2 separate regions of the Homo sapiens genome follow, and region 2 is linked to region 1. The links are chromatin loops, found by intact Hi-C in ENCODE. Cell type or tissue: MCF 10A. All regions are shown on one strand. Links, peaks and the distances in the headings refer to the core of each region. The heading gives the core; the rest is flanking DNA. Region 1 overlaps LINC01619 (long intergenic non-protein coding RNA 1619). Region 2 overlaps LINC01619 (long intergenic non-protein coding RNA 1619).

The links. Peaks named below come from ENCODE experiments on the same cell type or tissue, not always from the same donor. Only the 100,000 strongest peaks of a DNase experiment are listed, where the experiment ranks them.
Region 2: it touches region 1 in a loop (5-fold over the local background); 5 of 110 quality-filtered maps call a loop at or near these places.

Annotation. Positions count from the first base shown.
Region 1 is chr12:92,076,957-92,085,533 of GRCh38, reverse strand. All of the region lies in intron 1 of LINC01619 (long intergenic non-protein coding RNA 1619), which reads left to right. Among named protein-coding and RNA genes, the nearest start is that of LINC01619, 62 kb to the left of the region's middle. RefSeq lists enhancers at 7,007-7,301, 6,650-7,849. In MCF 10A, for the core only: no CTCF peak of the experiment used is centred there; DNase peaks (open chromatin) are centred at 4,853, 5,313 and 7,113.
Region 2 is chr12:92,023,318-92,031,894 of GRCh38, reverse strand. The region is part of intron 1 of LINC01619 (long intergenic non-protein coding RNA 1619); the gene reads left to right. Among named protein-coding and RNA genes, the nearest start is that of LINC01619, 120 kb to the left of the region's middle. In MCF 10A, for the core only: no CTCF peak of the experiment used is centred there; a DNase peak (open chromatin) is centred at 3,384.

The sequences.
Region 1 (8,577 bases), core at 194-8,193:
GGGCTACTGCTGTCGGGGGTGGTAAACTGAATCATTAAAAATGAGCTGTAAAAAAATATCTCAGAGTGGTGTTTTGTTTTTTCTATTTTGGGTTAATTTGATAGGAAGAGTACATTTGGGGAGATGTGAGTAAATAGTAATAGCTCATTTTACAACAGGCTGTGTGTCTGCATGTGTGTGTTTGTGTGTGTGTAAATGTGTCTTTAGAACATCTGCACTCCTCATGCTTTATAAATGCTGTGACTCCACACTTGAAGACACAGTAATGAATGGTGTCAAGAACCAAAAGCAAAAGCCAAGTTCCATACTGCTGTGAGGATCCGGTGGCTGTGCTGGGCTGTGCAGTGTGGTAGAAAAGAAAAAGACAGCTGGTGATGAAAAAAATCTCTGTGAGCTTTCCCTGCTCATAGTCATTCTTGAAACAATGATTTAGTGAACTTTTTTTACTCATATGAACATACAAATAAGCCTTCTGCCCTCTCCACTTCCCTGCCAATCTTTCTAATTTTCCACTTTATTGGTTGATTATCATATTTCTCAGAATTCTCGGGTTAGTTTTTTTTTTCTTTCTCATGTGAGAACAGTGGTTCTTAATTTTTTTGGGAGTCACATACTTTTGAGAATCCCATGAGAGGTAGAATTTTTCTCTTAAGAAAAATTCATAGGCTGGGTGTGGTGGCTCATACCTGTAATCCCAGCATTTTGGGAGGCTGAGGTGGGAGGATTGTTTGAAGCTAGGAATTCAAGATCAGCCTGGGCAGCCAAGCAAGACCCTGTGTCTAAAAAGATTAAAAAATAAAATAAAATTAGCTGGGTGTGGTGGCACACACCTGTGGTCGCAGCTTCTTGGCTGAGGCAGGAGGATCACTTGAGTACAGGAGCTTGAGGCTGCAGTGAGCTATGGTCTTGCCACTGCACTCCAGCCTGGATGACAAAGGGAGACCCTATATCTTAAAAAAAAAAAAAAAGAAAAGAAAAGAGAAAAAGGAAAATTCACAAGGACTCAGAATATCAGGAAGCCCAGAGATTCCCCAGAAGTTCAATCCCCACTGTTCCTTGCCTGCTTATAACACCTTTCACTTGCTACTTGGCGAACTGCTTCTGTTTCTAATGTTGATTGAGCAAAGATGTCCTGTTTCTTCTGTATAATAAAGAAGCAAAATAACAGAGCAGGAAAAGTGAGTTCCTTCAGGCTCACAGTCCCTTGGTAAGAGTCTTTCTCCTGTGTTATTCTTTGAAGAGTTGTCTAATGGACTCTTCTTTCTACCAGGTAATGATGATACTGATACACTGGAGTAAAAAACGATTATTGAGTTGGTTTTCCAGAAATGAGAATACATTGTGTATAATGCTATGTACCCTTTACCATAGACCCTCTTGAACCCAAAGTATATATTTGCAAGATGGCATCCCTATCAGATGAGGTCTTTGGTGATAGAGCTGAAAAAAATTAACTGTTTCCTATAGGAATCTTATCTCTGATTAGACAACAGGTCTAGAACTAATAGAAAAAACTAAATGTCTGTGTTCCTCAAATAAAGAAACATCTTAAAAATATCATAGGTATTCAAGATCGCATGTCTACTGACTCCAATTTGAAAAATGCTGATTTATAAAGCTAAAGTATTATTCTAAGAAACTGCTTTTTTGTTCCAATTGTAAGTGGTAAGAGTTCTTGTGTTTTGCACAATAATGGCTCCCCAAAGACATCTATATTCTAATCTATAAACATGTTGCCTTACATGGCAAATGGAACTTTGCAGAAGTGACTATGTTTAAGGATCTTGAAACAGGGAGATTATTCAGGTGGCCCCAATCTAATAATCTGAATTCTTATACTTGGAGAATCTTTCCAGTCTTTAGTCAGAGAAAGAGATGTGACGATGGTAGCAGACTCAGACACGTGCTTCATCACTGGCTTTGAAGAAGGAAGAAGAAGGCTGCAGGCCAAGGAATGCGGCTACCCTCTAGAAGCTGCAAAGGCAAGAATGGTTTCTCCTCTAGAGCCTCCAGAAAAAGCCCAGGCTAGCTGACACCTTGATTTTAGTCCAATGAAAACTGTGTCAGGTGTCTGACTTCCAGAACTGTAAGATAACAAATTTTGTTGTTTTAACCCACTAAGTTTGTGGTACTTTGTTATAGCAGTAATAGAAAACTAATACAGTTTTGTTGTTAAACTATACAAGATTTAAAAAATATATTGTTAACATGCAAAAATAAAAATAAAAAAATTTACAAAATTCATGACCTCTGAAACGATGTCTCTGGATATTCCAACAGTCCTTGGTTCTGAGAGTGAGAGACACCACTGTATTTAAATATTTAAGGAGATGCCAAGCACGGTGGCTTACGCCTGTAATCCCAGCACTTTGGGAGGCCGAGGCAGGGGAATTGCTTGAGTCCAGGAGTTGGAGACAAACCTGGGCAACATAGAGAGACCTCGCCTATAAAAAATAAAAAATTAGCTGGGTGTGGTGGTACGTGCCTGTAGTCCCTCTACTCGGGAGGCTGAGGTGGGAGGATCGCTTGAACCCAGGAGGCTGAGGCTGCAGTGAGCTATGATCACACCACTGCACTCAGCCTGGAAGACAGAGTGACAAAATTAAATTAATTAAAAATAAATAAATACTTAAGAAGCAATTGATAAAAGGATTCATAGATCTTTCTTTTTACCTATGCTTTTGTTGAGCAGATTTGTAAGTTGTTTAATTCATTGTCTCAAATTTGGTGGGCTTATTTTGTGAAATAGTTATCTTTCCTCATATGCCAAGTCACTTTCCCTTTCAGTTATTTAAACTAATCATCTCTCAGAGCTCAGATTTCCAATAGTAGCCTATAAATGATGCATCATAGCCTTTAGTAATGCATTTTATAATCATCAGAAGCTGTGCATTATTTTTTTGCATAATTCAAAGTTTTTCTGTTTAGCATTAAAATAGCAGATTGGTTTATTTGCAGTGAGATTCTTTCAACTAATAAAAACATAGCTAGTTCTTCTTAGTAATACTTTGAAATCTAACTGTGTTATCTCTTGGAATATTTTATTTGTACCCTGTGGAAAAATATGCATCTCATTCAGACAATCATGTTGTCTTCTCTCTGTCTAAAATTATTGATACATTGATTTTAAAAACACTCATACACACACAGAAATAGGGAGAGAGAGAGAGAGAATATATATAATAGGTCAAGAAAGAATTTGAGAGGTTACCTCTTTCTTCAGGCAGGACTATATCTGAATGATTCTGAACAGATAAATATCTATCCTAGGAATGGAAATGAAATTTTTTCCCCTAAGGGAGCTCTAAATATATTTCAGTCTGCTCATTTGCAAGAGTCATTTACATTGATTTCCATGAACCATTCCTAGGTCTATTCTTCATACAACCCTTGACTTATCAAAACCTCTCTTCCTCTCTTTCTCGCTCTCTTTCTCCTATTTATTATTCATTCAATTCATATTGAGTGCCTACTCTGGGAATGGTCTTGTGCAAGGCATTATGAGAATCTCTGAGAAGTGAAACATATAGTTCTACCCCAAATAACTTACACTCTACTGGGGAAGCCAGAGTTTGGGCCTAAGGAAAAGTTAAATGACTCCACAAGAGATGCTTATAAGATATCAGACAGTGAAGTGCAAATGAAGGATAATAACAGATAAATATGAGTAATGATGATGGCAGAATAAGCGTCTGTTGAGTACCTGCTGTATGCTAGGCCCCTGTGTGTGTTGTCTCTTTTTAATCCTCAACAAACTGTTGAAATAAAGATTTTTATACCCATTTATATAATTACAAAATATTGGATATGAGTATTCAAACTGACTCAGCTTTATCTGAATCTAAAACTCATGTTCATTTCACTGGGCCACACTTTCTTTGAACTTCACAGAAAGCAATGCTCCCTGTGGACTGAAATGTTTCTGGAGGAAGTAGCAATTGTTAGATTCCTATATCAAGCATCTACGCTGTGTCAGGCACTTGCTAGATCTGTACTCCCATTGTTAAAAATGAGGAAACTGAGGCACAGAAAGGCCAAGTAACTTGCCCACAGGCACGTATTAAGAAAGTGTTACAGCCACTATATAAATCCCAGATAGTCTGATTCCCAACGTAATTCTGCCTCCTGCTTTGTGCTGGATATCAGAGACATAATTTTGAGTGGCACAAGAAGGTTTTCTTAGTCTTTATAGAGTAATATGGAAAGAAATGTATATGATGAAGTGTGATAACTATTTTGATAGAGGAAGTAGAATGCTGTGGGGATACAGAAAAGTGTTCATAATCTAGACAAGAAGAAAACAGAGAATGCTTCCAAAGGAGAAGTTTTTAAGTCAAAACCTGAGGGATGAGTAGAAGAGAGCCAGGGAAGGAAGAAAGGAAGATGGGCAGTTAGTCACAGCCTATACCCTAACTCAGTGATTCGTTCACAAAGCAGCCAACTGCTTCTATTAACGTCTTCCCTCAATATCCACTGGGTTCACTCCTTAATTTCATTTAGGTCTTTATGCAGATGTGACCTTCTTACTGAGATCTCACCACCCTATTTAAATTACACCACACCCCCACGCTACCAATTTCTCTCCATGTCATTCATTTAACTGCCTGTTTTATTTATTTGTTGTGTTTTAAAATTGTCTCTTCCCTCCCATATGAATATGTGCTCCCTGAGAACAATTTTCTTTCTGTTATTTTCATTGCTATATCTTAAGCACCTAAGACAGTGCTTGCAACATAATAGGCTCTCCATAAATACGTTTGGGCTCTCCATAAATACTTGCTGAGTGAATGTTGAGTGGATGAACTAAGAGTTCCATAAATTCCTGACTTCATGATTGCTGTCGCATGTGACTCAGACATACTTTCACTCAGGTTTCTCAGTAAACACTTCCCGATGTCCTTAGAATGTCATGCTCCATTCTAAATACTCTAGGAGGCCCCAGGCTATGTGGTGGGCAGGTTCCTTTCACCAGGGTGCTTTTTATCTCCCTAAACTCAATAAACCACAAAGAGAATTTTCTCCAACTTTGTGTAGTACAGTGGCTTTTAGTTTCTGTTTCTATCCATCACCTGCACAGTGACAAAGACTCTCTTCTGTGCCAACTTTAGTCAGGGTCCTTTGAAACTTCTTCTCGTCTAGGCTTCTAATTTGGCCTGTTGAGCCCCATTTTTGCAAATAATCCTGCTAAGTCCTTCAAGAATCTCTCATCCTTACCAATTGTTGATCCACTGACCTCCTCACTCTCCTCATTGGGTATAAATCTCCAGCTGTCTTTGCAATAATTAGGAGTTGAGTTCAATCCCTCTCCTCTTTTGCAATAGTCTTGAATAACATCTTGGCTGTTTGTAACAAGTGTGTGGTGCAAACATTTTTTATTTGGCAATGTTCTCTTTTCAATTTTATTTCCATAAAGAAGTTTGTTTCTGCTGGGCACGGTGACTCACGCCTGTAATCCCAGCACTTTGGGAGGCTGAGGGGGGCAGATCACGAGGTCAGGAGTTCGAGACCAGCTTGGCCAACATGGTGAAACCCTGTCCCTATTAAAAATACAAAAATTAGCCAGATGTGGTGGTTCACGCCTGTAGTCCCAGCTACTCGGGAGGCCGAGGCAGGAGAATTGCTTGAACCTGAGAGGCAGATGTTGCAGTGAGACAAGATCGCGCCACTGCACTCCAGCCTGGGCGACAGAGCAAGCCTCCATCTCAAAATAAATAAATAAATAAATAAATAAATAAAGTTTATTTCTAGATCTCTTTGCCCAATTAATCCTCTGAATCTCATCCCTGTGGTACCTTCCTGTGTTATGGTGTTTGTCACACTAAAATTTAATAATATGCTTTCTGATTTTTGCTTAATTAATAAGACCTTTGGCTTTTGGTTGACTATGTTTAAATATGAGTACACTATAAAAATATTTAATATATCAGAGCCACTATATGTAGCCTGTTTTGTCTATGTCAATAAACTTCTATTATTTTCTCAGATAGTTTGCTTTATAAACATAGGCTGACAGTTGGTACTTTGCTCCTTTTTTTAATATTCAGATGAAGGTACTGAAGCAGAGATTCCAAAGCCTGTTTTCTGATCGCAACAGAATCTAAAGACCTTAGAGGAGGCAAGAGTAACTCATTTGATCAGAGAGGAAGAGGAGAGAGGAGACAGAGAGAGAGAGAGAGAGAGAGAATGAGAGACAGACAGACTGAGTAGAATGAGAATATTAGGTGCCTGACTAGGAAACTGCAGAACAAGGTGATTACTCCTTCATCCTCCCCCTCCCCTCATGGAGTTGCCAAAGAGACTTGAAGTTATATTGTCCTGGTGATGGAACACTGTGGTTATGGTTACTGTGTAACTTTTGAAAATAATTTTTGGAATCATTGGTTTGCCAAGTAAAGTCCATTCATGTGCTATTATGTCATTATACCAGGAGAAGAATGGCATATTAGAAATAAAAACTGGAAAGAAAACTTGAAGTTAATGTCTAGTTTCTGCCCACGTGATGTGACTGGACCTTCTGTATAATGATGGCCATGCTTACAGCAGTCTGAGCAGACCAAGGTCAGAATAGCAACCTGCTCCCTGCTATCACTTCTATTACAGTCACCTCATTTCAGCCCTTGGACACAAAGCAAACTTTATTTGGAATTTTCCTGGCTGGTGAGACATCCACTCAAGGATTTTTTTTAGGTCATCTATTTCTTGTTTCTCCAATATGGATTCAGGAAAAAAATGGATCTAATTATGAACCTTTTGATCAATCAATTAGATGTTTCCTTGGTCTTTGAGCAGAAACTTAACATGGAATTCCTGAAGGTCAAATACATAACTCTGAATAAAATATTGAAGCGGGTTTCAAGTTTCATAACTACTGAATTTTGAGATAAGTGTTTCCATATGTTTCTACTGATGAATCAACCTATAGTCACTTCATAGTTTCACTCAAAAACATTTTTTTCCTTTCCCAGTTTTGTTTTTCTATTACATTTGTGTTTCTCTTCATCCCACATGAAATCTTCTATTCCCAAGAGAGCTCCTGAATGAGAAAGAAGAGAGGACAAAACAATGAAGTGTGAGCACGGAGTCAGTTGGGCAAAGTCCCAAGATATCTTCACAAGAAGGAATAACAAGGGTGGAGTGCACAGTAGGAGCAAAAAGTTGCTGAGTCACATAGAGACTAATGTTCCCACACTAGGATAGGAAGATCTTGGTACACAGACAACAGTTTGTCTGCAAGTCTTTTCCAGGGTTACTGGGCTGCCTAAACCAAACCACCCCTTCAGGCTTACAATAGTATGATGTTCAGCGACTCATCTCTTAAGACTCTTCCTTTTGACTCTTGTCATGCCTTCCCCATAAAGATCATTTCATGAATGGTTTGTCTGTGGTTCAGAGAGAGACATGTAAAAAGCTTAAATAGTATAAGGTAGGGTCTAGGATTAGTGAATTAATTCAACACATATTTATTGAACATATATTATGCATCAGTCATGTTTTTCTCTAGGAATTAGAAATAGAGTTATGGGTCACTGCTCCATTGAGCTTCCGTTCTAGCGATAACTGGGGAGTGGTGAAGAAGTCAGACATTCAGCAGATAAGTCAATGAACAAACATGATTATTTCTGAAGGTAACGTTTACCAAGGAAATAGGCCTGGGGGTTACCACTGAAAGTGATGAAGGGAAGGTGGAAGTGAAGTGTTCCAGGCAGAGGGAGCATCATATGCAAAAATAGCATGTGCAGATGAGAGTGGCTTCCATCCTTTTTTTGTCAGCTTCAAAGGCTTCTAGGAGCCATGGCAGAAGCTGTGATATGCCCAGAGGGCCCTGCAGTCTGTTGATGTTTCAAATCTAGGGAAACACAAGGGCCCTAGGCAGCATAGCCCTGACCTAAGAAAAAGAGGGTGATTAAACACCTCATGTCTTCTTTTGTCATTTTTGCTATTTTACCTCCCCTCTCAGTCTCTACCCACTTCTAGAACAATCTCATCTTTAGGGGTAGCTGCAAACAAGTCCCCATGGAAATGCTGAATAAAAGTATTTGAGGAACTTCTGTAAATAACTTTGAGAAATGATACCATAATTTCACTGGGCTTTGAAAAAAGTGCTACACTGTGGAATAATGAGTTTTATTGTAGTACATTAAGTCACTGATTCTCAACTGGGAGTGATTTTGCTCCTCTGTCTCCTTCCCCCAAGAAGACATTGGTAATGTCTGAAGACACCTATGATTGTCACAACTTGGGATATGAGACATCTAGTGAGTAGAGACCAGAGAGACACCATTAACCATGTGATAGCACACAGAACAGTCTCCCTACAACAAATAATTATCTAGGCCTGCATAAAATGTTGAATCAAAGCTCTTGTAGTTCTTCTTACCAGCATAGATTTAATCTTTCACATCAGTGTCCGGTGTTGTCAGAGTACAGAATGGGTTCCGTTTCTGGAGATTGTTAGTCTTCTGGATCCATTATTGGGGCTCAAATCCTGGCTCCTGACTTATCAGAGGTGTGACTAAATGTCTGTGTGTGAGGCCTTGAGCAAGTTGGTTAGCATTCTGTGTCTCCATTTCCTTATCT
Region 2 (8,577 bases), core at 287-8,286, 54 kb after region 1:
TTCATAGGTTTATTGGCCACATAAATGTCCTCCTTTGAGATGTGTCTGTTCATATCCTTCGCCTGCTTTTTGATGGGGTTGTTTGTTTTTCTCTTGTAAATCTGTTTAAATTCCTTGTAGATTTTGGATATTAGCTCTTTGTCAGATGGATAGATTGCAAAAATTTTCTCCCATTCTGTAGGGTGCCTGTTCAACCATTGTGGAAGACAGTATGATGATTCCTCAAGGACCTAGAACCAGAAATACCATTTGACACAGCTATCCCATTACTGGGTATATACCCAAAGGATTATAAATCATTCTACTATAAAGACACATGCACACGTATGTTTATTGCAGCACTATTCACAATAGCAAAGACTTGGAACCAACCCAAATGCCCATCAATGATAGACTGGATAAAGAAAATGTGGCACATATACACCATGGAATACTATGTAGCCACAAAAAGGATGAGTTCATGTCCTTTGCAGGGACATGGATGAAGCTGGAAACCATCATTCTCAGCCAACTAATACAGGAACAGAAAACCAAACACTGCATGTTCTCACTCATAATTGGGAGTTGAACAATGAGAACACATGGACACAGGGAGGGGAACATCACACACTGGGGCCTGACATTGGGTGGGGGTTCCAGGGGAGGGATAGCATTAGGAGAAATACCTAATGTAGATGGCAGGTTGATGGGTGCAACAAACCACCACGGCACTTGTATACCTATGTAACAAACCTGCACATTCTGCACAGGTATCCCAGAACTTAAAATACAATAATAAAAAAAAAGAATATAGGAAGAGTGCCAGGGTTACTTTGGCACTCTTCCTATATTGGTATGTTGTTATCAACCCAGAGTGAGCTTTCTTTTCATTAATAAGGTGAAAATAAAGAGGTGTATCAGTTCTGCACTGCTCCTTTCTCAGGCAGGGTTTTCTTAACTCTTCATAGAACAGAAACGTTCTCTCTTGAAGATTGAAGACAAAGGTAAACACTTGCCTGGGAAATATGGTTTTTGACTCTAGCTTTGAGGTTCATGCTGTACTCAGAACATCCTGTTCTTCTCAACTGACTGTGATGTGGTAGATAGCAGTCCCTCCCGGGCTGTTAACAGCTGAGCTCATTTTTCATAGATGCTGCTCAGTGAGGCTGAGGAAATGGGCCACTGCTGCTTCCTCCTTTGTCACTCTTACCATTAAGGATGGGTACTCCCGGTTTCTTTGAGAAGGCACTTGCCATCTTCTCTTAAATTAGATCTTTAATTCCTTTGAGATATTTGGCAAACTTAGATAGTACTGGAAGCTTAGTGAGTGGAAAAGAAATCTCAAAAAATCATTTGTTTAGCATAGGAGAAAGCTACTCTGTTGAACCCTGCTGTGATAGAGTTAGGAAACGAAGAGTGGCTTCTGGGAAAAGGTGTAATAAAGCCTGATACTGAGAAAAGACAGCATTAGTAAAGTCATCCAGCTTTTTAGGAACTGGAATTTCTGACTTCTCAATGACCCCTTCAGTAAGAGCTGGAGAAGTGGCTTTTTGTGCAACAGATATGTTAACTTCCGAATAAACCTGTGTTTAGTAATCACATCTATCACAAACACACAAATGTAATAAGAAAAAAAGTTTCATTTCTGTGGTCAGGAACCTGATGCAAAATTATTCCATTGCATTTGGAGATTATAAAGGCATAAGTGGAATAGGGGTGGCTTCTGCTGGTCACCAGCAAAGGAAGCTGTTTCCCTTCTGCCTCCTCTGCTGTGTTGCAAAGTGTCTGCTTTGTCATCCAGGAGATGGACAACAGTGGTGTCTGTTTTTTGGATGGCATTTGTTAGAGAGCATAAGGTATGTCCTGTGACTCTGCTTCTCACTGGGCAGTTCCAAAACTTGCCTTAGCATTGGAATAATGAAACTGCTTTAATAAGAACAGTGAGATCCTTTGTCAAACCCAGACCGGTTGAAAAGAAACACATAAGAATAAGGCCTGTCCATCTATAATTTTACACAGGTTATTCATACTATAATTAACCAGGGAGTCACTACTCTTGTCTTGCCTCATTGGGCTGGATAAATTAATCAATCAAATTAGCAACTTTTGCCACGCATTCATTAGGATGTGTAGACATGACTCCAGGGCAGGCCAGTCTTCAACTAGGAGCAGTGGGTAGGGAATGGAAGGTGACAATTAGAAGGATATGCCAAGGCTGAGCCAATGTAAGGAGCATTGAGGCATCATATAGGAAAGCCCAATATAAGATGAAAAGGATTCCTGGGATGTTCGTCTGCATGGATTTTAAAGACTGGGTTGTTAAAAGAACAGAGAGTGGCAAAGCCCACTTTGCTTCATTCAAGTTAATCAACATATCTCATTTCCATCTGGCCATAATGCTCACCATTTTTATGGTAATCATCATGGTCAGCAATCAGAGATGTGTGTTAAAACCCCATTCCTTCCAAACAGAGATGTGAAACAGAGGAAATCTAAGTCAGATATTTCAATGCAACATGTATGTAGGTGGTAGTGTAGTCTCCCTTTTACACCTAAGAGAGCACATCACATGCCCATTGACTCATTCCGTTATTTAATTAACCATCATTTATGGTTGAGCAGAACCAGTACTAATCAGGCATGGTGCCACATAGTGGGGAACAAATGAACATCTATTTTGCCCTCTAGATAGTCACAGATCCATGGATACATAAGAAAAGATGGAAGAAAGAAAAGGGCCGGCTCTCACTGGGGAGGAGAAGAAGGTGTGCTAGAGAAGGTGATGCCTGAACAAGGTGTTTAAGAATAAAACAGAGATTCCCCTGGGAAATGAGCACAGTCTTCTTAGACAGAGGCAATAGCTTGGACAAAGGCACAAAGTGGCCTGGTGGGCCTGAAGAAGTCTGTGTAATTTGCTATGACAGTGTGAGAGGGAAAAGTGGTGGGATGTGATCTGCTGATTTGGCAGCATCCAAATCATGCAGGGTCTTGAATGTTTCTGCTTCTGTTCTAAGGTAAAGAACTTGGCACAATCCAAAGACCTGAGCTCATAAACACACAGCAGAGGAGAACAGAGGCTACTCAGTTAAAGACACAGAGGAGTATCAACTAATTCTTGCGTTCATTTTGCACACACCTTGAGATTGGGTTTGTAGGAGTCTACCTCTCAGAGAAACTGGGTATTATAATAATACAGCAACTCATAACTTTTAGAGAACTGCTATATATTTTTCCTTGACTGCAGAATATGTTTTGAAAAAATGAATACCATTTCTAGCTTTAACTTTAAGATGCCTTAATTTGAGAGACCATTAGTCATGAAGGTGTTTCCATAGCAAATGTGTGTGGGATGTCCTAGCTTTGTTGGCAATGGTTCAAGGGAACTTATATCATTAAATTGGGATGAGGCCTGGCATGATGGTTAGAAAATTCATGGCACTGTTCCCATAGCACACGAGGCCTCCATTTAAGGGCAAGATAAAGGAAAGGCAAAGACCAAGAGGAGAAATGCTGGAATGAAAACAAGTAAAAAACGGAAGATAAAAATGGAAATCACAGTTCAGTGTGAATAATAGGAATGCAAATGGTACTACTAAAATAGGAAGGAACATTACTTTTCAAAAAGGCAAAGCAAAGGAAAATTGTAGTAGCAAAAGCATTTTGCATGGTAAAATTGTACACTGTGTATGCCTGTAAGAAGCAAAGCCACCTACTCTAATTTTTCCCAGCTCGATGCTGTGAATTTGGTGAGTCATTTTATGAAGGTTTACTATAAAGCCCCAATCTGCATATTTTTAAAAATAATACTCTTGGATTAAATCTTCTTTTTCCCAGCAGCTGCCTACTAATGGTCCCATTTTATAGACAAAATTTTTCACCTGGGCTAGTAAGTAACACACTTTTAAAAAAAAAAATCAGTAAGTTTATGGAATAACCCCTAGGGCTTACTGCTAAGTAAGAAAAAGTCATGGTGAAAAAAAATGTGTCCACCATGCTACTATTTAACTAGGAATCTGAATACAAATTTGCTTATGCTAAAAGCAATTGCAGGAAACGATTATTTATGGAGGAGGGTGGAAACCAGGTGGTGGGGGACAGGATTCACAGCTAGATATGTCTGAATCTATTTTGTTTTTGTTTTGAATTCAAAAGCATATAAATGTTTAACACGACTATAAAAAATAATCATGAAACAAAGCAATCTCTGAAATTTGAAAGCGAAATGACATGAATGAACCTAAGTCTCAAATTAGTGGCATACTCACAGAGAGGAATGATTTCAAATGATACAGTATGTAGATATCTCCTAAGAAAAAGAATTGTGAAACAATTTTACATTGTTTTTTAAAATTATTATTGATGATAGTGTTGTTACTGTTTACATCTGCCTGCCTGCCTTCCTGCTTTCCTTCTTTCCTTCCTTTCTTCCCTCCCTCCCTCTCTTTCTCTTTTCTCTCTCTCTCTTTCTCTCTCTCTGTCTCTCTCTCTCGTTCTTCTTGAGACTGTTGTGTGCATTATGGGATAAAGCAAGTGAAATTATGTTGGTATCAGGAACTAGGATTTTTGGTATGGAAGAAAGGTAATTTAGATTTAAGAGAAAAAACGTTTAAGTAAAAACCTTGTAGTCTTGGCCAGCTGTGGTGGCTCACACCTATAATCCCAACACTTTGGGAGGCCAAGGTGGGAGGATTGCTTGAGCCCAGGAGTTTGGGACTAGCCTAGGCAACACAGCAAGACCCCATTTCTACAAAAGAGATTTTTTTTTTAAATGGCTGGGCATGGTAGTGCATGCCTGTAGTTCCAGCTACTCAGAAGGCCAAGGCAGAAAGATCGCTTGAGCCCAGGATTTCAAGGTTGCAGTGAGCTGTAATTGGGCCACTGCACTCTAGCCTAGGTGATGGCCAGAACTTGTCTCAGAAAACAAAAACAGAGCCAAAAAGAAACCTTCTAGTCTTTAAATTATATTGTAATTATTAATTGAAATTGTGATGTATTTTAATGTAAAAATATAAATTCCCTGGCTCTATTGACTGAAAAGACTTAGCAATAATGACAAGGTAGGTAAAATGAGTATCTCTGGGTTCATTTACTAGGTTCAAAATCTAGTGCTCAGACTGTGAGCACTAAAAGGAACCTGGGATCTTTGGGCGAGAACTGATCACAGATCTGGGGCAGGAATTGTGTAACATGAACCTGGAATAATTTATCATACTGAAGGGCAAGAGAGCTAGCAGTGACTTTTGGGGCTATGTCTAAAACACTTTGGAGCCAGCTAGGGAAGCCTTTTTCTAGGCAAAGATGAGATGATGTGAGCCTCAATAAAATAATAATAACTACAAGAATTAAAACAATCAACTATGTTTTAACCTATAGTGTTTCCAAAACATACACACACACATGCACATGTGATTGAATAGTTAGTAATATTATATATTATTGTTAATCACCTCTAATTATGATAATGAATTGTGCTTAGATTTAAGGAAAAGTTCTTATTTCTGATTATATATGTATATATCAAATATATTCATCTTCATATATATTCATTCCTATATATATATTCATTTCATCTTCATGTATAAATTCATGTATATCTTCATATATACATATACATATGAAGATATACATAAGATGAAATGATGTGATGGCTTGGTTTTGCTTCAAAATAATCCAGTGGTGTGGGGGGGAATGGAATTAGATGGGGGTGTAAATAAAACAAGTTTGACTGTGAGTTGACAATTATTGAAGCAGAGTACATGGAGTTTATTATATTCTTTTTTCTTTTTTGAATTTTGAAATTTCAAAATATATTTGAAATTTTTCATATAAAAAGTTTAAATAAATAAATTGCTTTGCTCATCTCTCCCTGTAATCTGATGAGCCTGCTTTCCAGTGTATTTTCATGCCTCCATGGGAACTACTCAGTAAATGTTTGCAAGTCATCACGCTGCTGTTGTTGAAGATATTTCTCTAGCATTATTGAAGATTCTCATGGGGGATGAAAATTGAACAGATAGAGAAATGAATTCTAGGCGTAATTCAAGTCACTTAGTGGGTAACTCCTTTTGGACAGTTATGAGCTTTCAGACTTGAACATTTGATGTTTGGAGTTCTAAAAGAGACTCCCGTCTCAAAGCGAAAGACAGTAGTCTTCTTATCTAGGAGTAATACTTCTATGAACCACAAAGAAACAAAGTTTCTGAACTCAACTGGTCATGAAAATTGGCATGATGTGGTCTCATGACTGATTACATCCTCAATTGCAGGAAGACTCAATTGCTAATTATTTTACCATAAAGCAGTTGAGCTCATGACTATCTTTGGTCAGTAAGTATTTGTAATTCTTTACTAGCAAACTCCATGCTTCAGTGTATGGCATTAAGTCACTCTGAGATATTTGCTGTCATGCTGAAGGTTTTAATGTGTATAATCTTTCATTTATGTGGTACCTTTTCTTGTATTATTGATATTTTTCCTCTCAATTTATTTTTTCTGAAACAATAATTCAGATCTCTGATCTCCTGTGTATAATCCTATAATTGTGTTTTTTCCCCCCATTTGTTGTATTTTCCATCTCTGTTATTTCGATCTAATTTCTGGGCAATTTCTACAACTTTATGTTTCTAATTCTACCTACTTAAAAAATTCTGGTCAATCAGAAAGAATCCTTTCATATATTTCTCATGGTCTCTTTAAAAAATAGCATCTTATTCTTGTTTGATTTGTTTTGTGGATATAATATCTTTTTATATTTCTCTGAGGTTATAATATTTATTTATTTATTTATTTATATTTAGGGAGTACAAGTTTCTCACATGCATATATTGTATGTGAAGTGGTGAAGTCTGGGCTTTCAGTGTACCCGTCACCCAAAGAGTGAACATTGTACCCAATATGTAGTTTTGCAACCCTCACCCCCTCCTACCCTCCCACTTTTTGAAGTCTCCAATGTCTATTATTTCCCTCTGTATGTTCACATGTACCCATTGTTTAGCTCCCACTTATAAGTGAGAACATGCAGTATTTAACTTTCTGAGTTATTCACTGAGGATAATGGCCTTCAGTTCCATCCACGTTGCTGCAAAAGACATAATTTTATTCTTTTTTATGGCTGAGTAGTATTCCATGCCATATATATATATATATATATATAAAACATATATAAATACATACTTTATATACTTATATAAAAATGTATTTTTTATATTTATATAAAATGTGTGTATATATATAACTTCATTCAGTCTCCATTGGTGGACACTTAGGTTGATTCCATATTTTTGCTGTTGTGAATAGTGCTATGATAAACATATGAGTGTAGGTATGTTTTTTATATAATGATGTTTTCCCTTTGGGTAGATACCAAATAGTGAAATTGCTGGATTGAATGAAAGTACTAATTTTACTTATTTGAGAAATTGCTATAATGTTTTTCATGAAGGTTGTACTCATTTACATTCCCACCAATAGTATGTAAGCATTCCCTGAAAGTGTAACTTTTTAAGAGTTTTATTCTGCCCTTTGAATTATCTCTTTTCCCTCCGAGTTATATTATTTATTTATTTATTTATTTATTTATGTCTTTGCTTTTCATCTTGGTGGCGTACTTTAATACCTGGTAATCTTTGGTTGACTCTTCACAATAAGAATGATACTGTAAATAGCTGATCAAATGCTCTGTGTATGAGGCTGAGTCTTATTGACTGCTGAGTTTTCTAGTAACTAACTCATTAATTGGGGGCCCCCAAGGCTGATATGGCATAGGTATCATTCATTCAGAGAGGTACCAGGACTCTCAGAACGCACTGGTCATAAACAAATCATTCAAGAAGACTGTGTGTACAGACTGAATTCAAACTCAACAGTAGTTCTGTCTCTTAGACAGGATGGTTTCCTCAGAGAGGACTTCTCTAGTCTCCTGTCTTGGGTGAAATAGGAATAATAATCCCACCGTCAAATTTGGAGGGTTCTGGGAGGCCATTTTTTTTTTTATGTGTCCATGGATCTGTTGCCTAGGCTGGAATGCAGTGGTATGAACATGGCTCACTGCAGCCTCAACCTTTTGGGCTCAAGCAATACTGCCACCTCAGCCTCCCAAGTAGCTGAGACTACAGATACACACCATCATACTTGGCCGTTTTTTTTTTTTTAATTTTAATTTTTAGTAGAGATGGGGTCTCACTATGTTGCCCAGACTCATCTCTAACTCCTGGGCTCAAGACATCTTCCCGTCTCAGCCTCCCAAAGTGTTGAGATTACAGGCCTGAGCCACCATGCCCGGCTAGCGGGAGTTCTTTCCATAGGATTTCATTTAATCTATTAGCTGTGCTTCCTGTTCCTGGAGCTCAGAGCTTCTCAGATTTAATTTCTCCAGAATCATTACTTTTCTGTCTTCTCAGCTTAGTTAGAGGTAATCACCTAGATATTGGAATAAGGGAGGACACTTGGGGGTCTGATTGTTTTTTATTTAGTCAGACTTCCTTCTTCTTCTTCTTTTTTTTTTTTTTTTTGAGACAGGATCTGGCTCTGTTGCCCAGGCTGGAGTACAGTCAGTGGTGAGATCTTGGCTCACTGCAACTTCTGCCTCCCTGGCTCAAG